Linked DNA regions of Homo sapiens: regions 2, 3, 4, 5, 6 and 7 are each linked to region 1. Evidence: chromatin loops called from intact Hi-C (ENCODE). Cell type or tissue: mammary epithelial cell. All regions are shown on one strand. Region 1 holds the start of FSIP2 (fibrous sheath interacting protein 2). Region 2 overlaps LOC105373785 (a long non-coding RNA gene). Region 3 has its middle 220 kb from the start of FSIP2. Region 4 has its middle 170 kb from the start of LINC01473. Region 5 overlaps LOC105373781 (a long non-coding RNA gene). Region 6 has its middle 450 kb from the start of FSIP2. Region 7 has its middle 130 kb from the start of FSIP2.

Region 1 (4,000 bases):
GGCTGTCAGGCAGAGGGGACAGCATAAACAAAGATGCAGAATCACGCATGAATAAGCAGGCCCCATGTAGAGAACTAACCACAAACAGTTTGGTGTCATTTGAGGTTCAATTCTGAGAGGTGGTACAGGGGAGTTATGTCTCAGAGATGGACAAAAACAGGGCTGTGAGAGGTAGTATAATAGTACCCCAAAGATGTCTATGTCCTCATTTTCAAGACTGAGTATGTGAATATTTCATAGCAAAGAGGAATTAAGATTGCTAATGGAATTAAGGTTGCTAATCAGCTGATCTTAAGATAGATAAATTAGCATGGATAACCTAGATGGGCCCAATGTAATCACAATGATTCTTTAATTGTAGAAGAGAAGGAGCAGAGGTCTGAGTCAGAGAGAGGTTTGAAGATGTTACATTGCCAGATTTAACGTGTGAGGAAGAGGCAACTTCTAGAAGCTGGAAAGGGCAAGAACATAGGTTGTGATCTAGAGCTTCCAGAAAGAACACAGCACTTCCAATACACTGGTTTCTGCCCAGTGAGATTCTCTTTGGATTACTAACCTCCATCACTGTAAGGTAATATATTTGTGGTAATTTAAGCCACTAAGTTTGTGGTGATTTGCTGGCAATAAGAAACTGATACAGAGACCAAGTAACAGAGGCCATTACACACTTTGCGCTGAGGGCAGTTGGGAGTTTAAAGTGAGGAAGAGAAATGGTCAGTTTGCCATCAAAGATCAAATTGATACAAGATGGATTTTTGGGGTAGATGGTGGCAGGGAGATGTTATAAGGCTGTGGCAATGGTGCAAACAAACAAACAAACAAAAAATGATTAGCGGCTTAACCGGGAGAGTAAAGTAGGAGTAGATAGAATCGGGCAAATTAATTTTAGTGATAAAATTAGTGGGACTTGGGGACCAACTAAACATGGGAGATAAGGGGAAAAAGAAGTATCTAGAAGCATTCCTTAGTTTCTGGCTTGGGTAGACTTTGGTATTGTCACTGAGATAGGAAATGCAGGAAGAAGCCTTTGTTTTTTTTTCCTGTTTTGGTGAAAGTTGTGTGTTGAGATTTGAGTAGATTGAATTTAAGACAATTGTGGGATATCCATATGGAAGCTGGCAATAGACTATATCCCAAGCTTAGATTTCAAATTTAAGAGTCCTAAGCACATGTGTGGAATTACAACAAAGAGAGCAGAGTGCACTGATTAAGAAAACAGCCTCAGGAGCCACCATTTAACAGCAATTGTCAGTCTTCCTCAATCTTTGAAAAATAAAGAGTAATTATTGATAAGGCTACTAAAATAAATAAATGTTTAAAAGGGTGTTTGGCACAGTATATGGAAGTTAGTAGATTCTGAAGAAATGGTAACTGTTATTACTAGTCGGGCCAGAAATAAAAGAGAACAGCAGTGGACCAAAGAAAGTATGAAGTTAAGTCTAAACAACAGGTGGGTTAGACACATACTGTCTCTGCCCTCAGAATACTCCCAGTCTAGTTAGCTTCTTACAGTCAGGGGCCATATTTTACTCACGGCTGTGTCCTGCCCAGTGCTTAGCTCAATGACTGGCCCAGAAGCGTCAAGCACTTTATAAATTTCGGCTGGATGGTTGAGGAGAAAGAGGGAAATAGGATCAAGCTGCAGGAGCAGAGAGGAGGCAGTGGGAGAGTGGTAAAGGGCGCTAGAAAGGAGAAGGAAACCTAGGGGACAGAAGAGGCAGGAGGAAGGCAATGAGCCCCTTAGGAAGCCAACGCGTCTGCCTTGTGGACCTGGTGTGGGAAGAAGCTGTGGGAGCCTGGGGATGGGGTGTGGTCTATATGGGGGAAGATGTAGAATGGGCAAAAACAATCACTCGGGAATTTTTATTGAACGGAACAGGGCTCCTTGGAAGCCAGGGGAAATTAACCAGTTACCCACCAACAAAGCTTATACGTTTTCGTTAGGATTGGCTAAGGCGTGATGGTTTCAGAGAAAGATGAAGTTTCAACTGTGGTCCTCTCAGATCAGGCCTCTCGGACCGATTTTCCCAGCTCTGCGGGCGCTCTACGCGCTGGCGCGAGCCGCCCCTCAGGAGGCCACCGCCCTTCTGGGGCCGCTACCATTGGAAGCCTGGAACGCGGGGGGCGGGGCTGAGGTCGTTGGGCTCTGGCCATTCCTGGTCAGGTCCGGACAGAGGGACAACGGGGTGCTAGAGAAGGAGAGCGGGGCGGGTGAGGAAGGGGCTGAGGGGGCTGTGCCGGCCATGGAGCTGTACCTCGGCGCCTGCTCCAAGCCTGCCAAAGTCGCCGTCACCAAGACGGTCGCCAGCGTCCTGGCCGCGGACACCCAGCAGTGCAGAGACGTGAGTGGCCGCAAGCTGGGCGGCGTCGCCCTCTGGCGGCCGCAGGCCTGCTGGGGAGCGGGGCAGGGATCGCCACACACGGGTCGCGAGGCTCCCAACTGTCCCCCGTCAGGAGGCTGCCCTCTTGCGGCGCCCGGGGGCGGTGGCGGTGGCTCGGACTGTACCGGCCGCAACTGGCAGGCGCGGGACGCCAGGAGAGCTGGTGACCAGGGAAAACGGGAGGACTTCAGGATGCCCCGAACCCTGATTGTATAATTCTTCGGAGTCTTTGGTTGCAATGGAAGTAGATTGGTCTAAACTAAACTAATACTGCCTAAAAGGAAAGACAAAACTCTCCAATTGTGTCTGACAGGGCGTGCACAAAACCCACTTTGCAGGGGTTGGACCGGCTCAGCTACTGGACCTACCTCTCGGGGTCAAGCTGCCTGTGATCCCAGGAAGCAATGCTGTATTCTATACTACGAATTTCGGTGAAAAGGTGAACAAGTTTTTATCGTCTTTCTTTCCTTTACCCTTTACTACTTGCTGTTTAACTCAAAGGCTGCATCATACAAAATTCATTAAAGGAATTTGCATCAACATTTACAGGAAAAAGAAAATCCCACATCTGACCGAAGGTATTGTTTAGAATGCATATGAAGCACTTTCATCTTAATGGTTTGGACATAATCATATTCCAGAAAGTTTAGATTCTTAGTCCTTAATTAACAATTCACGGTACCATATTAATATTCCTTATAATAAAACTTCATATATACTTATATAGTAAGATTTGATGTACTTAGAAACATGTTTAGAAGCTGAAAGGTTATTAGTGATAGCTGCCATTTAATGATATGTTACGATTTTAACTGACAGTATCTTGGACCAAACTCTCTTCACGGGAAACATTATTTTGTTTTGAGTTGAATTCTATTTTACACATAAAGAAAAAAAAAAGAACTGAAACAGTGGGACTTAAAATGAGTTAATATGTTTAGTACTTTAACCTTACTTTAATGAAAGAAAGCCCTGCCTCAATGAGGAAGAGACTCCATAATTTGCCCCAGCCTTTCCATCCAGCATTGTCTCCAACCAGAGAGGCTCAGCTTCTTCAAGTTGAGTCTTTCACACCTACCCATAAATACCATGCTAATACTTCAGTATTTTGTCAACTTTGCCCCCAAACCTGGCATACCTTGTCTTCTTCTCCCCAGTCTATGAATCTGAGCTATCAAGATTCTCTGAACTGTGATAGCCCCCCCGTTAGCTTATTTTTGCTTAGAGTTCACGTTGCCCTTGATTTGTGTGATCTCACTTACACAAACCATAGTTAATCATACTGGATTATAGTGTGTACTTCCCTTAAGCCTTTTCATGTTTTTAGTCCTTAACACCACACCTACCCCCAAACCTCCCCAGCCTTTGACTAAGTAGTCAATGCTGAAGGAGGTTTAGTACATTCTTGTTGACTGGTTGCTTTTATCAGTTTTGCAAAAAGTTCTACAAGAAAGAATTCTAAGTGGCCCACTTACCCTTCTAATGTCTATGATGTCATCAGAAATAAATAGAACCCCTTGGTATTTGATACTTGCTTAATGTCTTATACAGTTCAGGCTGTTATAACAATGTACCATAGACTGGGTGGCTTAGAAATAACGTAAATTTATTTATCATTG
Region 2 (4,000 bases), 720 kb after region 1:
TATTTTATACCAAAAATAAGATTCCCTATGTACAGTAGAGTATATAACCAGCTACGTGGTTAGTAGCACCATCATCTAACTAGTCACTTGAGCAAGAAAGCTAGTAGTTATCTGAGATTCCCTCCTCGCCATTATATTACCATTTTCAATTAGTTAATGAGACTAGAGGATTTTCCAAACTCAATTTACCTCTCCTTCCCTCCCTCTTCTTTATTCACCTTCCACTGCTTTAGTTCAACTCCTCACTTACACAAATTTAGTATCCTCCCTACCTCCCATCTTCTTCTCTAACTCAACCTCTTCTCTGCTGTCAGAGTAATGTTTCTGTAACAGAAATTAAACTACGTCATTCCTCTACTTAAAATTCTGTAATGGCTCCTTATTTCTGATAAAATAAGATCCTTAGTATATAAGGCCCTTCTACTACCTACTACCTTGTCCTCAAAGACAGTAATTCTATCTTAACATTATTATATCTGCAGCCCAACTCTTTAACAAGGTTACTGTTAGGTAAGCCCATTTCTTTAACAAGCTTACTGTTGGTACCTGCTTTCTAGCCACAACTCCCATCACCCTTTCTGCCTCACATGATGCACATCATTTTTCTAGCAGGACTAAATCATCTGCCAGTGCCAGAGTACATAAATCTATCTCAAGCTGTGACTTTTCACAGGCTGGTCCTTTTCCTGCTGTTACAGGTTTCTTTTTACAATTCATGCTCCAAGACTCAGTAAAATGTTCCTACATGGTTTCATGCCTTATTTCCTATTTTTTTGGATTTTTTTCCAAAATTTCCAACTTTTCAAGACAAAATTAACTATTGCCTCTTCTGTATTCCTGTTGCCCTTTGTAGATTTATTATTATTATATTTGTTATAAGTATTTTATCAACATAATTCATTTGATTATGATAACACTTATAATATTGCTGTAACTGCTCAGGTTTTTAACACCACTCCTAGATATTGAACCTTCAAAGTTCAGGGTTCTATTCATTTTTATATCTCCAGCATCCATCACAGTCTGGCTCCCAGGAAGTGAACTTAATAAAGGTCTGTTGAATAAATATATCAACATGAGACAAAAATAATATCATTAAGTAATTGGTTGTTACTTTAAATGTTCTCCTCTGAAAAGACATTATGATTAGGGTGTGTGATCATTAGGCTACATCCAAATTAATCTTGGAGATGATCATTGTTGTCATATGTTTATATGCAATCAAAACATTATGGTTATTAAGTTGCTTTTGTCTTTTTCATATCGGAGAGACAAATTTCAACTTTGTCAGGATTTTTTTGTACACCACACCATGCACTTTGCAGCATGGAATATTCTTTTTCAACCTCTAATAGCAAGGGGTAAGGAGGTGGACATAAGAAAGGCTAACTTGGTATGAATGGATCTTGGGACAATTATGCCTCTCTGCATGGCTTCGTTAACAGGACCCTCGACATTTTGCTCATGATCCATTTATCAGACTGTAATTTCTAGTATTCACTTTCTTCCTTCATGAAAATCCAAACTGTTTATCTTTAGGTGCTTACCTTAAAAACAAAAGTTGCTCAGGCTGGGTGTGGCGGCACACTCCTTTTTTGGAGGAGCATTTTGGGAGGCAAGGTGGGCAGATTGCTTGAGTCCAGGAGTTTGAGACCAGCCTGGGAAACATGGAGAAACCCCGTCCCTACAAAAAAAAAAAAAAAAAAAAAAGTTAGTCAGCCTGGTGGCATGCATCTGTGATCCCAGCTACTCAGGAGCCTGATGTGGAAGAAACACCTGAGCCTGGGAAGTCGAGGCTGCAGTGAATCGTGATTGCACCACTGCACCTCCAGCCTGGGCGATGGAGTAAGACCCTATCACTAAATAAATAAATAAACTAAATTTTTTTTAAGTTGCTAATCAAATAGGATTGGACCACAAACCCATGAGTGAGCCCAGCTAGCATTAAGTAGACCCAACCAGCCTACGCATACATTCATAAGCAAAAAATCACTGCATATTTTATGTCATTTTGTGGTTTTATGTTATTTTGTGGTTGCTTATTTCATAGCATTATTGTGGCAATGGATAGCTGAAACAGAATTCTAGTTCAGAAAGTCTCCAATTAAAATATACCAGTAACAGGTAGTTGTGAGAGTTTGCCAGCCCTTTAGTATCCATTTATAGCAATCTTTGGAGAGATGTAGATTTGCCTTCTCTTCTCCCACTGATGGGAGACCAGGCACAGTAGGCAATATAAAAAGAATTAGACCTGAATGTCTGGAAACCAAAGTTTTAGCTGTGGCTGTACTACTAGGTAATAGGGGCCTCAGACAAGTTAAAATAAGATAATATTAAGATTACAGTTGTTCCCAAATCTGACTATAAAAGTACTGGAGAAATTTTCCGGTGACATTGTTTTTGACATAAATTCCCAGTAGTTCCGAGGTGGTACTAGAAAAAAGCTTTTAAAAGTTGGTTATCTGCAAGATTAGGGGTCTCAAATCCTCAGTTGTATTTGCAAGTTATTTTTACGGGTCATTCCAGATTATTTTTTATCATTCTTTTCTTTGGTGAGCTATTGGTATGAATAAAATTACTTAGAAAATAAGTGGTGCATTAACACCAAAAAATGAATAAAGCCCCTCTCTAATGATGAATTAACCACTCCAATGTGAAAAGGTCTATGTATTTTCTAAGTAAAATGGTGTTTACAATCTACAGTCTGGTTGTGGTAGGCAGAATTCTAAGATTTCCAGTCCCTGGTGTATACAAACACCTTCTCTCATTCAATCAAACACTAATCTAGGTGCTAGTGTGAAAGCATTTTATAGATGTAATTAAGCTCCCAAATCAGTTGACCTTAAAGTAGAAAGATTACAATCGCAGAGAGTCTGGCCTAATCACACGAGCCCTAAAAAGGAAACAGGTTCTTCCTGATAAAAGAGATTCAAAGCATCAGAGGACTCCACGTCAGGGAGATTATCTGATGCTGGCTTTGAATATAGAGGGGGCCACAGGGCAAAGAATGCAGGTGGCCTCTAGGAGTGGAAAGCAGCCCCTAGATGACTGTCAGCAAGGAAATGTGGACCTCAGTACTACAACCACAAGAAATTAAATCTTGCCACAACCACATGAGCTCCAGACAAGAAGACAGCTAAAAAAAATCTTGATTTTAGCTTTCTGGGACCTTCAGCTAAGCCATGGTCAGACTTCTGACCTATAGCAGTGTGGGATAATAAAATGGCTGTTTCTTCAAGCAGTAAAGTTTGTGGAAATTTGTTGTACAACATTACAAACCTAACACACTAATATAAAGGGTTCTGTATTTGAATTTTGGAATTTAGGAAAGCTGAGTTCCTGGATCCATTACTGTAATTGATTAGATAGCCTAAAACAAGGCAATGGCTTTCCTTAATGCCTTCCCTTAGCCTGTAGAATCCCATAACAAAGCAGCTTAATATTACACAAAGTAATATATTCAGAATTTAAATACGTCCTTAAAACAAATGTAGAAATAAAATATTCACTTTGCTTTGCTTTTCTTACATTGTGAAGAATCCCTCCTATCTGTCATAAAAATGACTTGATTTTAATTAGGAGTCTAACAAAAAAAGTAACTATGATATTCCAAAAAAAACTCAGTCATCAGTTCTGGCAAACATTCTGTTAATAAATGATGTTATTAGTATTTTATGTATTTAATTTTAATGATTCTGAAATAATTATCGATATTATAATTTATTATTTAAGTCTACTATTCTATAAGTAAATCTAGGTTAATCTGGCAGAAACCACTGCTCTGAACTCAGTGGAAAAAAAGGAGAGAGAGAAATCTATTCAGTTTACCTTGAAAAATTCTCTGAGCAATCTCTTTAAAGCACACGTACAAAAATTAGAATTTAGAATTTAACAATTCAGAATTTCAGCGATTTTCATTTAGAATTTCAGCAATTTACATTCTTTTAATAATTGCTTCAGTGATGATGTTATTAAAATAAAGTACCTGCATTTGCCATGA
Region 3 (4,000 bases), 220 kb before region 1:
ACAAATCTAGGGTAAAAATCATACAGTTTACATATTTCTAAGTAAGATTTCACATTTCACCCCTAATTTCAATTTCAATATATTTTATGATTTTATTACTCTAAACAAGGAAACAAAATATATGGGGAGACAGAATATGGAGAGGATGGCCTAGGTTAATTCCTCATGCATAAAGGAGATGTAAAAGGGAGTATGATTCTAGTTATAGCTGAGTTCTCTTTCATGATGCAAAAGAGAATTTCAATAGAGATATAGGTACACTAGTTATTAACTCTACACTATTTGTGAAATGTTAAGAAAATATTATATACTCACATTTTCAAGGTGATAGCAGGCGAAAGTTTTTAAAAATCCTGTTCTGGTCAAACAGGAAGAGAATCAGGAAATAATTTGTCATATATATGTAAATATATATATTCATGAGCCTCCATATGTAAATGCAAATGATAATGACTATTAAAGAAATAACAAAACAAACATATATGTCAGAAGTAAATGGCTAGATAAGTTATGTCTTAAGTATTCTGCAACTATTCTGTTTCTACCTACAACCTAATGGGGTAACTTGGCTTTCCTATACCTTTTTTTCTTTTCTAATTATATGAATTCAACAAGCTAAACCAGTTGGCTCAGACACTTTTCATAGGAGAATTTGATGATTTATAGACTGCTATTGAAACCTGTCTAGAACTCTGATGTTTCTCCAGAGTTGGATAAATGTGTTCCAGAAAATAAAATTCTAGCAAATCCACTCATTTTTGTCAAAGACAAATATAAGCTGTTCAATTCCCATCAATATAAAGACTATTCATAAAAGGTATTTAAAAATTCAGCCCTGAAACCCAATAAATGAACTTCTGTTTATGATCTTCAATTTCAAGAGGTCTTTATCTGACCAGCATTATGTAGATTGAGGATGTGAGTTTTCAGTACTGACTGTGATATTTTAAACAAGGTTTATTGTCAGCTCTTCTCCCTCTTTCACCATAGCCCTCCCAATATGTCATATAATCAATAAAATCTCTCTCCAATGTGGTCATGTCTCCCCGACCGTTGCCCATTCAATTTTTCCTTCATACTCCCACACACATATCTTTCTCCCCTTCATTTACTGTGTTCTTTATTAAGACTATCATCTCACCCTGAGATCTCAAATCTCTATAATCTCTCCTTCTTCCATTTTGTCTTCTCTGCTTCCAAAAAAAGAAAGTTTTTCTTTTTAAGTTTGAATAATTTATCCCTTCTTTACTTTTCTCAAAAATTTTAATTAGCTCCCATCAGATATAATTTAAATGCAATGTCTCAACCTCCTGTAGAAAGTCCTCTTTCTTCCTTCTCTGTTTAACCATTACAGCTCTTCATTCTGTACACTCAGCCACATAGTGTTTGTACATGAAGAGATAGGCTTTGAGTCTGTTAGAGATCTGGAGGCAGAAGTATAATCTAGGAGGCATTAGTGCTGACTTCTTTTACATATCTCTCCATCCTCTCATCCATAATGAGTTTGCTTTGATGGGGCAGTAGAGGCTCATGGCTTAGAGAAAGTTAAAGGAGCCGTTGTTTGTTTATTCCAGTGATGGGTAAATTACCCAGAGTTTAAATGGGCAGGTCACAACAAGAAATTAGCTTCCTTCTCAATTCTAGCAGAAAAGTGTTGTGTACAGCATGGAAACTTTTATGGAAAACAACTCAAGAAAGTGTCTCACAAATATCTGTTGCATTATCATCTGTTCTGTATGACAGCATACATTCCATGTGTTCTATATCCTGCCCTAATAAACTTGAAACTTTGTAAGTGGTGTGTATGTGTATGGAGACAGTTGGGGGATTTTAGAAGGTCTTTTAAATCTATAACACTCTAATAAATTTTTAGCCCTTTACCCTTTTGTGCATTATTTCTTATGCTAATAATTCATCCCAGTAATTGTTTTGTAATTTTATAAAGTCTAAATGATAGTTTTTCTTCTAAGTACATCCCTGACCAATGTCTCCCTCATATCTCACTATATCTATCTAAACTATATGATATAGTTTGTCTGTGTCCTCACTGAAATCTCAACTTGAATTATATCTCCCAGAATTCCCATGTGTTGTGGGAAGGACCCAGGGGGACATAACTGAATCGTGGAGGTTAGTCTTTCCCATACTATTTTCATGATAGTGAATAAGTCTCACAAGATCTGATGGTTTAGCAGGGGTTTCCACTTTTGCTTCTGCCTAATTTGCTTGCCGCCGCTATGTAAGAAGTGCCTTTTGCCTTCTGCCATGATTCTGAGACCCCCCCAACTATGTGGAACTGTAAGTCCAATTAAACCTCTTTTTTTGTTCCGTTTTGGGTATGTCTTTATTAGCAGCATTAAAATGGACTAATACAGTAAATTGGTACCAGTAGAGGGCAACCTTGCTGAAAAGATACCCGAAAATGTGGAAGTGACTTTGGAACTGGGTAACAGGCAGAAGCTGGAACAATTTGGAGGGCTCAGAAGAAGACAGGAAAATGTGGGCAAGTTTGAAACCTCTTTGGGACTTGTTGATTGGCTTTGACAAAAATGCCGATAGTGATATGAAAACGTCCAGGCTGAGGTGGTCTCAGATGGAGATGAGGAAATTTTTGGGAACTGGAGCAAAGGTGACTCTTGTCATGTTTTAGCAAAGAGACTGGTGCCATTTTGCCCCTGCCCTAGAGATTTGTGGAACTTTGAACTTGAGAGAGGTGATTTAGGGTATCTGGTGGAAGAAATTTCTAAGCAGCAAAGCATTCAAGAGGTGACTTGGATGCTGTTAAAGGCATTCAGTTTTATAAGGGAAGCAGAGACTAAAAGTTTGGAGAATTTACAGCCTGACAATGCATTAGAAAAGAAAAACCCATTTTCTAGGGGAGAAATTCAAGCCAGCTGCAGAAATTTGCATAAGTAGCAAGGAGCCTAATGTTAATCCCCAAGATCATGGGAGAATGTCTCTAGGCCATGTCAGAGAACTTCCCAGCAGGCCCTCCCATCACAGGCACAGAGGCCCAGTAGGAAAAACTGGTTTTGTTCGATGGGCCCAGGGTTCTCATGCCATGAGCAGCCTAGGGACTTGGTGCCCTTTGTCCCAGCTACTCCAGCTGTGGCTGAAAGGGGCCAATGTACGGCTTGGGCTGTGGTTTCAGAGAGTGGAAGCCCCAAGCCCTGAGAGCTTCCATGTGATGTTGAGCATGTGGGTGCTCAGAAGTCAAGAACTGAGGTTTTGGAACCTCTGCCTAGATTTCAGAAGATGTATGGAAACAACTGGATGCCCAGGCAAAAATTTGCTGCAAGGGCAGGGCCCTCATGGAGAACCTCTGCTAGGGCAGTGTGGAAGGGAAATGTGGGATTGGAGCCCCCACACTGCATCTTACTGGGGAGGAGAGGGTCCCCTCATCTGAGAAGAGAGGGCAACCATCCTCCAGACCCCAGAATGGTAGATCCACCAACAGCTTGCACTGTGCACCCAGAAAAGCCACAGACACTCAATGCCAACCTGTGAAAGCAGACAGGAGGGAGGCTGTACCCTGCAAAGTCATAGGTTGGAGCTGCTAGAGACCATGGGAACCCACCTCTTGCATCAGTGTGACCTTGATGTGAGATCTGGAGTCAGAGGAGATCATTTTGGAGCTTTAAAATTTGACTGCCTTGTGGCCTGGTGCAGTGGCTTATGCCTGTAATCCCAGCAACTTGAGACGCCAAGGCAGGCAGATCATGAAGTCAGGAGATCGAGACCATTCTGGCTAACACGGTGAAACCCCGTCTCTACTAAAAATACAAAAAATTAGCCAGGCATGGTGGCAGGCGCCTGTAGTCCCAGCTACTCGGGAGGTGGAGGCAGGAAAATGGCATGAACCAGGGATGCAGAGCTTGCAGTGAGCCAAGATCACGCCACTGCACTCCAGCCTGGGTGACAGAGCAAGACTCCATCTCAAAAAAAAAAAAAAGAAAAAAAGAAAAAAAGAAAAAAATTGACTGCCCTGCTGGATTTTGGA
Region 4 (4,000 bases), 520 kb after region 1:
GTTTGAATGCCAGCTCTGCCTCTCTTTAGCACAGTAATGCTGGATAATTTACTAACCCTATCTGTGTTTCAATTTCCTCATATGTAAGATAGGAATAATAACAGAACCTGCCTCATAGATATGTTAGGAGGAGGTACTCCATGTAAATCACTTGGCATAGTACCTGGTACATATTAAGCAACACTTGATAAGCATTAGCTAAATGTAAATTGCAATTGCCTTTTAAGTTTTAATATCCCTATTTAAAAAAAAATAGTTGATTGCTTTTACTAACTAAGCCAGAAAAGGGAGTACTTTTTAAAAATTTAAAAACCTATCATTTTCTCTCAATGAATCAATACATGGACAAAAGGTAGATGTCAAAATGAACCTAAATGAGGAGAAGGGCAAAATAACAAAACAGTTCATGAAAAAAAAATAAGTACTAGGCCAGTCAACGGTCGCTCACACCTGTAATCCCAGCACTTTGGGAGGCTGAGGCAGGCAGATTACCTGAGGTCAGGAGTTCGAGGGCAGTCTGGCCAATGTGGTAAAACTCCATTTCTATTAAAAATACAAAAATTAGGCCGGGTATGGAGGCTCACGCCTGTAATCCCAGCACTTTGGGAGGTCAAGGCAGGTGGATCACCTGAGGTTGGGGGTTCAAGACCAGCCTGACCAACATGGAGAAACCCTGTCTCTACTAAAAATACAAAATCAGCTGGGCATGGTGGCACATGCCTGTAATCCCAGCTACTTGGTAGGCTGAAGCAGGAGAATTGCTTGAACCAGGAAGGCAGAGGTTGCCTTGAGCCGAGATCATGCCATTGCACTCCACTCTGGGGAACAAAAGCAAAACTCTGTCTCAAAAAAAAAAAAAAAAACCCAGCCATGTTGGTGGCCGGCGCCTGTAATCCCAGCTACACAGGAGGCTGAGGCAGGAGAATCGCTTGAACCTGGGAGGCAGAGGTTGCAGTGAGCCGAGGTCACACCATTGCACTCTAGCCTGGGCAACAAGAGTGAAACTCTGTCTCCAAATAAATAAATACATACATACATACATACATACTAACTCACTGGGAAACATTCCTGATTCGGCCTAATTGCCTTGCCTTTGACATCCTACCGGTCAAACCAGTCAGTGACCTGAATTAAGCCCAGCTGTTTGGCCCACATTACCATGCTAATGGCACCTGGGATCTAATTTACATCTGCGTGTCTTCACTGTTTGCTTCTTAAGTAAATACATCTGGGAAAGTTCTATACCTACAAACAAGCTTCCCACCAATCTTGTTTCCTTGCCTATAAAGGATTTTGCAAAGATTGCAGTAAACTTCTCTTACAAAATGTCTCATAACAAGTACAGAGGTGTCAACAGCACTCTCATTATAAAAAGAACTCTGATTTAACAGATGAAAGTGTTAAGAAGGCATTCTATTAGTGACATCCATTAATCTTAGGTTAAAGTGTATATTTTGGCAGTTTATTTTCTCTGCTTTAAGTGAACAATTAGTTTAATCAAAGTCATTTGTGAAACAGTTTGATTTTTCTTAATTAATGTCTGCTAAATTTACTTATAATAGACACACTCTGTTGCTAGAACCAAAACAGATATATTGCATGGTTATTAATTTCCAGTTAGCACTGTACAAAATTATTGAGTTGGAATATTTTCTGCCAATGTAGTTTTATTATTTTTTTTTCAAATGAATAATGTGGGAATGTAACTGGCACACCCATCCAATGAATGTAGTAGTTTTTCAGTGCCTGTCAACTTGAAGACAGTGCTTCCTTCATGAGACTCCAGAGAAAATTTAGCAAGATTAGGAGACACACAATGTAACTACAGTATACTTTTTTCTTTTACACATTCTGTACACAATAGTGACATCTTCTGGTTGACTGGAATATAGATGTTTGGGCCAACGCTTTGAAACCATGTCTTAACTCCTTTTCTAATCAAAACATGCTTTGCTTGCCTAAAGATACTATGGGAAATATCCCTGAATCAGTAGTAAATCATCTTTTAATAGATACCATCAAAATTCCAATTTAAGTTTTTTAGAATAAAACATAATAAAAGAACATACTTATTTTTTTCAAAACAAATTTATGACTGGTTAATTGATGAAATTAACTGACCTTAAAAATTCACTTGACACAATAAACAAGTCTGGTTTTTAAGCATCTGCTATGGAAATTTCACTTTCTAGGAAATTTAGTGACCACTGAAATAAATAATAAAAAAGAGAAAATTTCACCAAAATGATATTTTCAAGTCATTTCTAGTGAGCAGTGAGAGAGATTTGGTGGTCTGGGAGGAGGATGAGCCTAATGCTAGTGATATTCCTTTCCTCTCTGACTTTTTTCATAAAATTCTATCTATTCCTATGCAGAGCATCGTGGTCCCTGGGGATGCTTTAAGGGTGCTGTTCTTAGTGCTAAACTCTCATTTCACCTATGCAACCCTCTCCTAGTACAGGCAGCCAACCCAGAGCAGCACTGCATTCAGACTGGTTGTGGTGATTTCAACCCCAGGGTCCCAGGATAGCAATCTCTTCCATGAGGACTGAGCCAGGCACTGGCAGCTAAATATAAAATACTTATCTTATGATCCCTTTCCCCAGACTATAGGGGAAGGGTGACCTCAGTAATTTCAAGGTGATTTTCTTGAACCTCTCTTACTACAAAAGATGGAGGGTACTACATATACTTGTCATAAATCAATTAAGTATAATAAATACCAGAGAATTCTAACCAAAGACTAATGCAAACTTAACTTCCTATTAGAAATTATTCGTTAAAAACAAGAGGAATATTTAAGAGAAATAGAATATTGTTCCATCAGTCATTAATACAATGAAACAATAAGCATTATAAATTCCCATAATGCAATTTTAAAAGATAATTTAATCTTATAGAAATATAATCTTGGCCGGGCTGATTATAAAAATATAATCAGCACTTTGGGAGGCTGAGGCAGGCAGATCACCTGAGGTCAGGAGTTAGAGACCAGCCTGACTAACATGGAGAAACCTCGTCTCTACTAAAAATATAAAATTAGCCAGGCATGGTGGCTCATGCCTGTAATTCCAGCTACTCAGGAGGCTGAGGCAGGAGGATCACTTGGATCCGGGAGGCAGAGGTTGCAGTGAGCTGAGATCACGACATTGCACTCCAGCCTGGGCAACAAGAGCAAAACTCCATCTCAAAATATATATATATAAAATCTTATAAAGAAAATATATGTTATTTAACTGGTTTAAATAACAATAAATCAGAGAAGCTTATAATTAAAATTATACTAACTATATTTATCCTATCTTGTGGATCAGCTAGTATCTCTTTTAGTAATGACAGCTCTTCACAATCTAGTTATTGTATGTCTAAATGGATATTTGTAAAGAACAAATCGTGAAGATTTTTAATATGAGAAAATATACTGAAGGGAGGAGGAGCACTGCTAGGAAATATATATATATATATATATAAAATATGTATGTGTAAGTATATACACTACATTCTTCTTTAGAGTTAGAAATTGAGGCATCTATGTTTTCTGAAATTACAAATCAAATTGACTAAAGAAACAAGCTATAAATGTTTAATTATCTTTTAAATAATGCATAAAGTATATGATTAATAAGAATTTACTATTACCTTTAAAATTATATACTGAATATGTTTCCAAATTTATAAAAAGTATTCACTCTCAAAAGTCATAGAGATAAGGGCTAAATACAGTGGCTCACACTTGTAATCTCAGCACTTTGGGAGGCCAAGGCAAGTGGATTGCTTGAGCTTTGGAGTTCAAGACCAGCCTAGGCAATATGGTGAAACCCGTCTCTACAAAAAACACAAAAATTAGCTGGGCATGGTAGTGTGCACCTGCAATCCCAGCTACTTGGGAAGCTGAAGTGGGAGGATGGCCTGAGATCGGGAGGTTGAGACTACTGTAAGCCGAGATCGGGCCACTGTGCTCCAGCCTGGGTGACAGAGTGAGAACCTGTCTTAAAATAAA
Region 5 (4,000 bases), 530 kb before region 1:
TATATATAATTTGTCAGGAAACTTCTCCGTTTATATTCAAGCTAGTATTCACAGGTTCATTTATAGTTTCTGGCAGGTAGTCTTTTTCCAACCCAATGTTTTAATACAGTTCTAATATTAATCCTGCCCTCTTATTGTGGAGCCTATGACAAAAGTACAAATAAAAGCCTTCTTAATAAATGCCCAAATATTTTAAAAGTATAAATCAAGAAAATCAAGCATTACATAAAATATGTTCTATATCCTGTTTCAAGAAATATAACTATATTATTCAGGCTTCTCCAAAGAAATAGAACAAATGGAATCTCTCCCCAGCAAGCTGGAAATTCAGGTAAAAGTTGATGTCTCAGTTTTAAGTCTGAAGGTTGAAAACTCAGGCCAAATTTCTATGTAGACATCTGGAGGCAGAATTCCTTCTTCTGCAGGAAACCTCGATATTTGCTCTTAAGGCTTTCAACTGATTGGATGAAGCCTATTTGAAGTCTGATCAAGAAAGTAGGTACCATATTTTAGCAATTAATATGCAAAACTAACCATTACAATAAACATTATTATTAACTACAGCATTAAAATATATAAAGTTTGTCTTCAATAAAACTACATAAAGGCAACACATCAAGGATGAATGAATTGAATTATTATCCTACACACCTGGATGTTATGTTGATGGGACAATGAGATTTGGATGAGTATAGAAGACATGTAATTCATAAATATATTTTTGTAACAAAATATATTTGTATTGCCTTCTTTTTACAAAGTCATTATTTCTTATAAGAAATAATTTCACATAATGTGTATTTTATTCAGTTATGATCTTAAATCATAAATGATAAATAATTGTATTTAAAGTATCCAAAATTTGGATATCAAATTTTAAAATTAAAGTATATATATTTTCTAAGCAGTTATTTTTCTTTAAATATTAAATGTTATTTATTAAATTTAAATTAATAAAATGTAAAATGTATTCAAATAAATTTTATTTGTAAATTTAATTTAAAATTATGAAATATCTAAAAATGAATTTATTTACAATTCTACCATTAAATATTTTTCTATTTGGCAACATAATAATTGGTATCAGGCTTCATGTGTTACTTATAAATGTATGAATAAAATTTTAAGTTATATAAATAAATGTTTATCAATAGCCATGTAAAATGTTTATGAGTACTGTACTAAGTGATTGCCTTGAAAATTAGCAGTGGGACTTATGGCATTCAGATACAGTCAACTTTTGTTTTGAGGACATTGCTCAAAGGACACAGAGAAGCATGTTCCTGGGTCCTGGCATGTGCGAGGTAGGCATGAGAGTAGATGTTTAAGGTCACAGGGTGCACTGTATCAGTATCATGCAGCAGATTCCAAGTGACAAAAGTGCACATGTGTATTTTTTAGATTATGTTTTGTGTGGTTTCAGTATTAGAGACTTACTGAAGGGCAGGGCCCAGAGAAGAATCCCTTCTTGTCATGTTCTAAGGCTAGCACATTCTAACTTCAATACTTATTGTATCTATCTTCTACAGAAAGTCACCTGAGTTCTCTGAACCTCTTTATCTGTGAAAGCATTATAAAAATATGGGTCTTTCCTAACTACGAAGTTTGAGAGAATCAATGTTTGTGTACAATCTCTATGACACAAAAATGTTAGACATCGTTATTGATATTTCTTCATTTTTGCTGGATATTTTTCTCATGTTGTTGTCTGTAATAGGCATGATGGTGCTGCACAGGCTACACTTTAAGAAGGACTTTGTGTAGCAGTTGATAGAAGTACTGTCAGTAGATAACCTTCAGCTGTCAGCCTCTTCAGGGTTATCTCATCTTCAGAGTGGCCTCACCTTTCCTGAGGCAGCCCACTTGATGAGCCCTGTTAGTAGCAGGATTCCTCATGGGGGCAGCAGAGGATCATGTAGGGACTCGTTTCAACTTGACTTCTCCCTATTTCCTTCCTCTATCCAAACTCCACTGAAGGATTTGCTTCAGTGGAGTTTAATACCACAGTTGATGCTAAGAGAAGTCAGGTATATAGGTTAATAAGGTAATATTTGGCAGTAAGATCATGAACTATCATCTGGTGACATAGATTCTGTTTTACTGCTCAAAGCTCCTAGCAGAAAGGGATGGTGCAATTGGTTAACTTTCATGGGTGGAGCTTTAGGATGGTACACCAGTGGAAAGATAGTCAAGGTGGTACAATATATTAGGTATCTGAGAAACATAAAGTAAATAGTAACTTCAAGGACAATAAAATGCAGTGGCTACTACTAAGATCAACAGATGCTAAAAAGTAAATAGGGAAACGCTGAGATCAATTAACAGGCAATCAAAAGTTAAGTGTGAAAGCCAGTGGTTTCATTAGTAGTAAATAAAGAGGCTCACATCTGATTTGAGTTGGGTGGGGGACTATGTTGAGAAGACTAGTTGAGAAAACTCATCCAAATAATAGCATCAATTACAACCATTCATGTGTCAGACATTTTAGTCTTGCTACATAGGTCCTTTCCAAATGAAAGAGCTAGAAATGTGTTCTTGTAATAGGCATGTATTCCAGGTATGAATTTTCCTCTTCTGTTTGAAAGGCAGCAATTTCACAACTAGATGGCTTATGAAATGTCATAGGATCCAACATAACATTATGTCAGACCATGGAATCTCTATTAGAGAAGAGGAACTACAGATGTGTGCTCATGTCTGTTAGTTCTATTGATTGATTGTATCACATTCTCCATCAACTAGGAGCTACTAACCAGCTAAAACAATGCAACAATCTGCTGTGGGCACAGCTGAAGCGCCACCTGGAAGAAGATACCTTGAGAGGATAACAAGGATGAGCCACAAGACACTATATTGTATATAAAGCATATAATTTTAATCAAATATTCCTACTTCCCCAGGAGTCTTGGGAATAGGAAATTTAACTACACTTACTATCACTCCCAGTGACCTTCTCAGGGGATCTGTGCTTCCTATTCCTACAACTTTGGGCTCTACAATGTTAGAGGCCTGGGTCACTAAAGGCAGACCACCTTTTCCAGGAGACACAACAAGAACACTATTGAGCTACAGCCTATGCCTGCTGCAGGGGCACTTTGGGATCCTTCTGTCTGTGGTGCAGAAGATTAAAAAAGAGGAATCACCACATCGGTAAGAATAATTGAACCTGATTATCAGAAGGAGGAAGGGCTGCTTTCACAATGGAGGCGGGGAGAAATATGTTTTGAACCCAGGTGATCTGCTTGGATGTCTCTTGGTACTTATTTCCTTGAGCAAATGTAACTACAAATGAACAGGTACAGTACTCCTGGCCTGAGAAGAGGATGTTGACAAGGGACTTGGATCACTGATGGATAAGGATTTAGCTATGACAAGTAGAAGTGGTTGCCAAGGCTAAAGGTGATTTAGAACAAATAGTAAAGAGATGATGAGTATCAGTTATGTTCCCAAGACCATCTCCAGTGGTTCTTCCCAATAATCTTATTGCTACTTGCCAATAATCTAACTCTTCTAACATTCTCCCAGAAAGACAGGTCTGCCAGAATTTTGTAAGAACCCTGAAAAAGCTGCTTTATAAAGGTATAAAAGGAGTTGAATCCATGAGGCACAAGGGATGGCAGTGATGGGCATGGAGCTCTGACACCCAGATCATCCGGGTAGGAAAGAAGAGTTTCTCCAGCCCTTGGGCATACTGTCAGCAGAGAAGTTTCGGCTGTCAGTTCTTGGGACTGCCTCAACTGCAGAGTGGCCTCACCCAAGGGTATGCCTGTCTTAGTGTAGCTCAAATCCAATGACCAAAGAAGGTAAGGATATCAAAGTCTGGCCATTTAGCTCAACACAGGATAATGCTGGGCCCATATTTAGCTCCAGAGTTTTCTGTCAGATCAGTGAACTTTTCCCACCACCCATCTTGCCTTTTGTACCCTCCCTTCCACATTGGTTCGTTCTAAGAACACCCCAATAAACATCCCTACACTAAACTGTGTCTGTGTCTCAGAAC
Region 6 (4,000 bases), 450 kb before region 1:
TAGATCAGTGGGGATATGGTTTGACTAAAAGGACAAAAGATTTAAGGGGACATTGGAATTAGTCTATATCTTGACCTTGGTGATATTTAGACAAAAGTGTTTTTAACAACTCATAGAACTGACAAGGAGTTTGCATTTTACTGTATATAAAATATTGGTTAAGGTTTCAGTCGCTTCCAAGATGGCCGAATAGGAACAGCTCCGGTCTGCAGCTCCCAGCGAGATTGATGCAGAAGACAGGTGATTTCTGCATTTCCAACTAAGGTACCTAGCTCATCTCACTGGGACTGGTTGGACAGTGGATGCAGCCCACGGAGGGTAAGCCGAAGCAGGACGTGGTGTCGCCTCACCTGGGAAGCACAAGGAGTTGGGGGATTTCCCTTTCCTAGCCAAGGGAAGCCGTGACAAACTGTACCTGGAGAAACGATACACTCTCACCCAAATACTGTGCTTTTCGACTGTCTTAGCAACTAGCAGACCAGGATATTCCCTCCCGTGCCTGGCTTGGTGGGTCCCACACCCACAAAGCCTTGCTCACTGCTAGTGCAGCAGTCTGAGATTGACCTGCAATGCTGCAGCCTGGCTGGGGGAGGGGCGTCTGCCAATGCTGAAGCTTGAATAAGTAAACAAAGAGGCTGGGAAGCTCAAACTGGGTGGAGCCCACAGCAACTCAGCAAGGCCTACTGCCTCTATAGACTCCACCTCTGTGAGCAGGGCATAGCTGAACACAAGGCAGAAGACAACTTCTGCAGACTTAAACATCCCTGTCTGACAGCTCTGAAGACAGCAGTGTTTCTCTCAGCACAGTTTTTGAGCTCTGAGAATGGACAGACTGACTCCTCAACTGGGTCCCTGACACACGTGTAGCCTGACTGGGAGACACCTCCCAGTAGAGGTCAACAGACACCTCATACAGATGGGTTCCCCACTGGGACAAAACTTGCAGAAGAAGGACCAGGTAGCAATATTTACTGTTCTGCAATATTGGCTGTTTTGTAGCCTTCTCTGGTGATAGCCAGGCAAATAGGTTCTGGAGTGGACCTCCAGCACACTCCAACAGACTTGCAGCTGAGGGGCCTGACTGTTAGAAGGAAAACTAACAAACAAAAAGGAATAGCATCAACATCAACAAAAAGGACATCCACACCAAAACCCCATCTGTAAGTCACCAGCATCAAAGACCGATGTGGGCAGGAAGCCACCTAGGTGCCAAGGCAAGAGACTAAATTCACAAGCTGTTCCAGTATAATAAAGAGACTGAAGGCACAAGCTGTTCCAGTATAATAAAGTGACTGAAGGCACAAGCTGTTCCAGTATAATAAAGAAAATACTTAAGAATAGTTATATTAGACATAGAATATAGAGATGATTATATATGAATATTATCAATCATTAATTTGTAGCATTACTCTTTATTCCAATGTTATAATAATCTCTGTTCTACAATTATAACCTAGGAAAATCCAGGCCATACACAGATAGGAGCTGAAGGGACATGGTGAGAAGTGACCAGAAAAGAGCGTAAGCCCTCTGTCATGCCTGGACAGGGCCACTAGAGGTCTCCTTGGTCTAGCAGTAACGCCAGTGCCTGGGAAGGCACCCTTTACTTGGCAGACCTCGGTCTAGCAGTAGCACCAGTGTCTGGGAAGGTACCGGTTACTTAGCAGACCAGGAAAGGGAATCTCCCTTTCCCCAGGGGGAGTTAGAGAAGACTCTGCTCCATCACCTCTTGTGGAAGGCCTGATATCAGTCAAGCCCACCTGCAGCCATCCAGAGACCTAAACGTCTCCCTGTGATGCTGTGCTTCAGCGGTCACACTCCTTGTCCACTTTCATGTTCCGCCCTGTACACCTGGCTCTACCTTCTAGATAGTAGTAGCAGAATTAGCAAAAGCATTAAAGTCTTTGATCTCTCCAAGAAATGAATAGAAGAAATAATGACATAAGCTGTCCCCTCTCTCTCTCTGCCTCAGCTACCAAACAGGGAAGGGACTCTGTCTGGTGGACACGTGACTCGTGTGACCTTACCTATCATTGGAGATGACTCACAATCCTTACCCTGCCCCCTTGTCTTGTATCCAATAAATAACAACACAGCCAGGCATTCAGGGCTACTACTGGTCTCCGCATCTTGGTGGTAGTGGTCCCCCAGGCCCAGCTATCTTTTCTTCTATTTCTTTGTCTTGTGTCTTTATTTCTATGATCTCTCGTTGCCGCACATGAGGAGAAAAACCCACAGGCCCTGTAGGGCTGGTCCCTACAGATCAAAGGTAGATAAAAACACAAAGATAGGGAAAAATCAGAGCAGAAAAGCTGAAAATTCTAAAAGCCAGAGCACCTCTTCTCCTCCAAAGGATCGCAGCTGCTCGCCAGCAATGGAACAAAGCTGGACGGAGAACGACTTTGATGAGCTGACAGAAATAGGCTTCAGAAGGTCAGTACTAACAAACTTCTCTGAGCTAAAACAGCATGTTCTAACCCATCATGAGGAAGCTAAAAACCTTAAAAAAAGGTTAGACAAATGGCTAAAACTAGAATAAACAGTGTAGAGAAGACCTTAAATGACCTGATGGAGCTGAAAACCACAGCACAAGAACTTTGTGATGCATGGAAAGCTTCAATAGCCAATTCGATCAAGTGGAAGAAAGGGTATCAGTAATTGAAGATAAAATTAATGAAATAAAGTGAGAAGACAAGATTAGAGAAAAAAGAGTAAACAGAAATGACCAAAGCCTCCAGGAAATATGAGACTATGTGAAAAGATCAAATCTACGTCTGATTGGTGTATCTGAAAGTGATAGGGAGAATGGAACCAAGTTAGAAAACACCCTTCAGGATATTATCCAGGAGAACTTCCCCAACTTAGCAAGGCAAGCCAACATTCAAATTCAGGAAATACAGAAAACACCACAAAGATACTCCTTGAGAAGAACAACTCCAGGACACATAATTGTCAGATTCACCAAGGTTGAAATGAAGGAAAAAATGTTAAGGGCAGCCAGAGAGAAAGGTTGAGTTACCCACACAGGGAAGCCCATCAGACTAACAGTGGATCTCTTGGCAGAAACCCTACAAGCCAGAAGAGAGTGGGGGCCAATATTCAACATTCTTAAAAAAAAGAATTTTCAACACAGAATTGCATATCCGGCCAAACTAAGCTTCATAAGTGAAAGAGAAATAAAATCCTTTACAGACAAGCAAATGCTGAGAGATTTTGTCACCGTGAAGCCTGCTTTACAAGAGCTCCTGAAGGAAGCACTAAACATGCAAAGGAACAACCAGTACCAGCTAGTACAAAAACATGCCAAATTGTAAAGACCATTGATGCTAGGAAGAAACTGCATCAATTAACGGGCAAAATAACCAGCTATCATCATAATGAAAGGATCAAAATCACACATAACAATATTAACCTTAAATGTAAATGGGCTAAATGCCTCAATTAAAAGACACAGACTGGCAAATTGGATAAAGAGTCAAGACCCATCAGTGTGCTGTATTCAGGAGACACATCTCACGTGCAGAGACACACATAGGCTCAAAATAAAGGTATGGAGGAAGATCTACCAAGCAAATGGAAAGCAAAGAAAAGCAGGGTTTGCAATCCTAGTCTCTGATAAAACAGGCTTTAAACCAACAAAGATCAAAAGAGACAAAGAAGGTCGTTACATAATGGTAAAGGGACTGATTCAACCAGAAGAGCTAACTATCCTAAATATATATGCCCAATATAGGAGCACCCAGATTCATAAAGCAAGTCCTTAGAGATCTACAAAGAGACTTAGACTCCCACACAATAATTATGGGAGACTTTAACACCCCACTGTCAATATTATAGAGATCAAAGAGACAGAAAGTTAACAAGGATATCCAGGACTTGAACTCAGCTCTGGACCAAGTGTACCTAATAGACATCTGCAGCACTCTCCACCCCAAATCAACAGAATATACATTCTTCTCAGCACCACATCACACTTATTCTAAAATTGCCCACCTAATTG
Region 7 (4,000 bases), 130 kb before region 1:
ATATATATTTACTGTATATATTATATGTATATATAGTAAAAGATAAGAAAGCTTGACATCAAGGAAAGAGATACTTTGGCAACAGAGTGAAATTTAAAATAAATTTATTTGGCATTTTATTTTTTTATTTTTTTAAATCTGGCATTTTAAAGAACATATTGCAACCATAAAAAGTCAGAATTCTATAGTAATAAACTAGAAATAGAACAAAATACATTTGAGTATTACTAATTGTTGCTTAAGTTCAAAAAATAAACGTCTAAAATATAAAAATTTTTAAATTATCACAGAATTCACAAAAAGCACATATACTATGAAAGAAAATTTAAAAGACAGAAGATCCACTCAAAAAAAGAGAATAAAGAAAATGGAGTTAAACAAAATTTTAAATAGAAAATATGAGAAAATTAATCAAAGCTAGAGGAAACGTGTTTACATGGAGAGGGTTCACTGAATAACACTTAAATTTAAAAAATAAAATTATTTTAACCTTAGAATTCTGAGGTAAATTATCATTCAAGTGTGATGGTGAAATAAAGTTTCTGGGATTGAAAAATGTATTACCTATATAACCTCTATTAGGAAATTATTTTAAAATACACTTTTGAAAATAGGGAAGTAAACCAATGAGAGAAAACAGGGGATAGAACCTAACAGAGGTGACGTCCATGAAGGTCAACAAAACCAATGTGGGAGAAGAATTAGGGACTGCAATCTTTAAGAAGTATGGTGATTTAATAGAAGAGTCAAAATCACTTAGACCACGAAAGCTTTTCATAAATACAGTAAAAACAATTGATGGGGTCTGAAAAGAAAATAAAGTTTTACATAGAACCTTTTTTTAACAGGCATTGTTATAACAACAGTGCACTCATAGATAATTAAATCCTATGTCAGCAAATTCATTGTAAAGTAAGATTGTTGATAATAATTGCACAGAAGCTACATTTTGATTTTCAATGTTTAGTGCCATAATACAAATTATGGTAGACTTAAAGTATAATAATACAAAGTAGATTCCATGGAAGACATGATCCTATTTCACTGTAATATGGGAGAAATATTGTGGAAATTTAGTGACAAATTGAGATTATGGTTACTGTTTGTATTATATATGTGCAATATATGACTGTTGAGGCTTCCTGACAAATTAACATGCCTTTTGGCATATTCTGCTATGTGGTGAAATGCTTTTGACTCATAATTAAAGACTAGTGTCTACATATCTCCTTTGATAAAATCTACCTGACAAAGCATTACAGCAACAATATTAGTTGAAGTTTAAAGTGCTTATAAATCTCTTTAAATATTTTTTACACTTGTCCTATCAATAAACATAACTTTTTAGTTAAAAATACACATTTATATCCAAAGTATAGTCTTAAATCCTTCCCCAGTACATTCCTCTAATTACTGTAGTTTTCCTGCCTACATTTTGTTATCTATAAACTAATGATTGGTTTGTCATTAACAGGAGAGTAATTGCAACAGTGTTTTTTTTTGGCATTTCTTCTTCCAAGCATATCAGGATCAGCATACATGTTTTTTCATTAGCTCACAGCACAAATGGTTGACAGTTTAGGGATTTGTACAGCAGTTCTTGCTAAATTTCATTATTTGATCCGTCTTGATGAAGGAAAGGTTGTTATACGACTGTGCTGACAAACTGACAAACCTTGCTTCTGCTCTTACAACTTTTTAAACATCATGGTTAATATTCATCTAGTGTTCCTCAACTGTGTGCCACAGGAGGGCATACCATTCACATACAGTTAACTGAGAAATCATGGTGATGATTCAGACAAATATTGGAAGTGATATGCTGATGGTAGCAGTCTATGATTTGACCCAGATTAAGAAAAGTATATGTCGTTTTTCCTCTCATGCAATGTATGTTTATGGAGAAAGCATTTAGTTATTTGTCACAGTATTTTTCACTGTCTACTACATTTCTGTTGTATTTAATTTTATTTTTCTATTTTATCACTTTAAATATGCTATCATGGTAATTTCATATTGAAATACAAAAATAATGAAGCTTATTAAACAAAATCCTGGTAAAATATTTACATAACAGAAATGAAAATTGAATAATCCCATGATATTTGTTTAGATCCACCTATCCTACATATGCAAGTAGACATAACGAGGGGGTAAAATTTCTGCATTTAGATCTCAGCAACATTTGAATCATTTTTAAGTAATCATTTCATAAGATTGACAGTTTTCCTAAAGGTAGACTGTGTTGCCTTCATTGTGCTTTGAAAAAAAAGTATAAAAGTGAGGAAATAATAAATACTAAATGTCAATGCAAGATGAGTTATTGCAAAAGTTTTGCAAACTTTTGACCCTGATTATCATTAATTCTGATTTTGAATTTCAGTTTAAGTTTATTGTTCTTATTCTACCATTCTTTTTTTACAAGGGATTTTAAATAATAACATATAGCAACTCACTTTCTCATGTTTGTAGAAATCAAAAATTATTTACATATGTATTTACTCACTGAGGGTGGTTCTTCAAAATTTTAAACAATTAAATTTATAAATGTTCTAATACTGGTGTTTTTAATATATTATTTTTATTTTTTAATATTGGATTTCTTTTCATACATGGTTTTGTGTCAAAAAACAAACTTTATTTGAACTACAATGCTATAGTAAAAAGTTCATTTTTTTACTTTAGTCAGTTTTATTATCAATTTTGCATTTTTTTAATTGAGCTGAATCTTAAAAGGTAGGTTAAAAATTGTGCAGGAAGAGCAAAAGAGAAAAACCTTTCAGTGGAAAAAACAGATGAATGTCAAGTACAGATGTATATAAAGGATAAAACTGAATGAAACATATGTTCAGAATCGGAATAAGATTTTTTTCCATAATTTATCCATTTTCATATGTATATATGTATCATTTCTAATTCTATGTTGTTATCAGATTGGATGACTTATTTGCCTATTTCCCTTTTCTTTATAGCTATTTTTGTTACTCATACATAGCATAGCTCCTACTACACTAATTATATTTTAATTCTGAATTATTGGGAAGGCACTCTCCTAGGCACTAGAAAAATAGCACAAATGTAAAAGTCAAAAATACATTATTCTCATTTTCAAGTTGCTTACGATCTAACCAGTGGGGTAATTGGCTACTTTCTCTACTACTGATTCTTGGCACTTGCTGGGTTCTTCCAGTCCCATTTGTTCTTTAAAGCCAGTGATCTGTAGCCTCAGTTTGAATCAGAGAAGATCTTTAAAATAGATACTCAAAACAGTGATGATTGAATGGTACAACTATTTACAACAGGCATTTCCTCTCTTGTCAGAGTTAATGAAGGCATTGTGAGCAGCAGTTTTTGGACTGTCTACCAAGGATAATTTCATTCTTCTATAAATGTTTAAAATGTAACATAAAAAGTTAAAGCTAAGTAAGTGAATGAAACTAATGTTTTTGTATGGATTACACTTATTTTAATATATAATGAACACATTTTTGTTATATATAATTAATTAGCCACACATATCACTTTTATTTCAAGTCAAGGAAAAACAGGTAACTTCTTATTAAGGATTGGTTGTTTTATAGCCAATCATTCCACATGCAACCTGTTGGGGAGGCAAAATATTCTCAACCCAATATTGGAATAGCCAGATACATCATGAAAATATTATACTCTAAATAATTTGGAGAAAATATTTATAGGTCATTTTCAATTTTCCATGAGCTTTTGTTCCTCATAGAGCTCCGTCACATCTTTGTACACACAGCCTCTGTTGACCCAAAATAAGTGGGTTGCTTGCATCTGCTCTAGTCTCTTCTGTGCATATGCACAGTTTCTGGTCAACCCAGGATAATGGGCATGGCTTATCAATTTCTCTACACCTATCTCACTCCTAGAACTGCCTCTTAAATTCCTCAGCTAGTCCTTTGGTCTATTATTTGAGCCAACAGAACGACCCTAGCTGGCAGGGTCAGTAGCCCTCCCGTTTGCTTGCCACTAAGAT

The links. A loop is a pair of places that touch in the nucleus more often than their neighbours do. Peaks named below come from ENCODE experiments on the same cell type or tissue, not always from the same donor. Only the 100,000 strongest peaks of a DNase experiment are listed, where the experiment ranks them.
Region 2: it touches region 1 in a loop (7-fold over the local background); 9 of 110 quality-filtered maps call a loop at or near these places.
Region 3: it touches region 1 in a loop (21-fold over the local background); 4 of 110 quality-filtered maps call a loop at or near these places.
Region 4: a loop joins it to region 1, with 22 times the contacts of the local background. A loop is called at or near these places in 11 of 110 quality-filtered maps.
Region 5: it touches region 1 in a loop (29-fold over the local background); 7 of 110 quality-filtered maps call a loop at or near these places.
Region 6: a loop joins it to region 1, with 16 times the contacts of the local background. A loop is called at or near these places in 11 of 110 quality-filtered maps.
Region 7: a loop joins it to region 1, with 10 times the contacts of the local background. A loop is called at or near these places in 4 of 110 quality-filtered maps.

Annotation. Positions count from the first base shown.
Region 1 is chr2:185,736,652-185,740,651 of GRCh38, forward strand. FSIP2 (fibrous sheath interacting protein 2) reads left to right here and starts at 2,153. Exons shown (of 23, transcript NM_173651.4): 1 at 2,153-2,342; 2 at 2,695-2,820. The coding sequence starts at 2,244. FSIP2-AS2 (FSIP2 antisense RNA 2) reads right to left here and starts at 3,826. Exons shown (of 3, transcript NR_110217.1): 1 at 3,728-3,826. RefSeq lists a silencer at 2,285-2,554. In mammary epithelial cell, a CTCF peak has its summit at 2,407 (motif pointing left); a DNase peak (open chromatin) is centred at 2,410; H3K4me3 peaks cover 963 bases.
Region 2 is chr2:186,455,168-186,459,167 of GRCh38, forward strand. It overlaps LOC105373785 (a long non-coding RNA gene), which reads right to left. Exons shown (of 2, transcript XR_001739147.3): 2 at 835-1,684. Among named protein-coding and RNA genes, the nearest start is that of ZC3H15, 29 kb to the right of the region's middle. In mammary epithelial cell, no CTCF peak of the experiment used is centred here; a DNase peak (open chromatin) is centred at 1,924.
Region 3 is chr2:185,520,284-185,524,283 of GRCh38, forward strand. No RefSeq gene overlaps it. Among named protein-coding and RNA genes, the nearest start is that of FSIP2, 220 kb to the right of the region's middle. In mammary epithelial cell, no CTCF peak of the experiment used is centred here; no DNase peak of the experiment used is centred here.
Region 4 is chr2:186,254,878-186,258,877 of GRCh38, forward strand. No RefSeq gene overlaps it. Among named protein-coding and RNA genes, the nearest start is that of LINC01473, 170 kb to the left of the region's middle. RefSeq lists an enhancer at 809-1,465. In mammary epithelial cell, a CTCF peak has its summit at 1,873 (motif pointing left); no DNase peak of the experiment used is centred here.
Region 5 is chr2:185,206,573-185,210,572 of GRCh38, forward strand. The region is part of intron 2 of LOC105373781 (a long non-coding RNA gene); the gene reads left to right. Among named protein-coding and RNA genes, the nearest start is that of FSIP2, 530 kb to the right of the region's middle. In mammary epithelial cell, a CTCF peak has its summit at 1,899; no DNase peak of the experiment used is centred here; H3K27me3 peaks cover 208 bases.
Region 6 is chr2:185,289,676-185,293,675 of GRCh38, forward strand. No RefSeq gene overlaps it. Among named protein-coding and RNA genes, the nearest start is that of FSIP2, 450 kb to the right of the region's middle. In mammary epithelial cell, a CTCF peak has its summit at 1,556 (motif pointing right); a DNase peak (open chromatin) is centred at 1,566.
Region 7 is chr2:185,607,251-185,611,250 of GRCh38, forward strand. No RefSeq gene overlaps it. Among named protein-coding and RNA genes, the nearest start is that of FSIP2, 130 kb to the right of the region's middle. In mammary epithelial cell, a CTCF peak has its summit at 1,754; no DNase peak of the experiment used is centred here.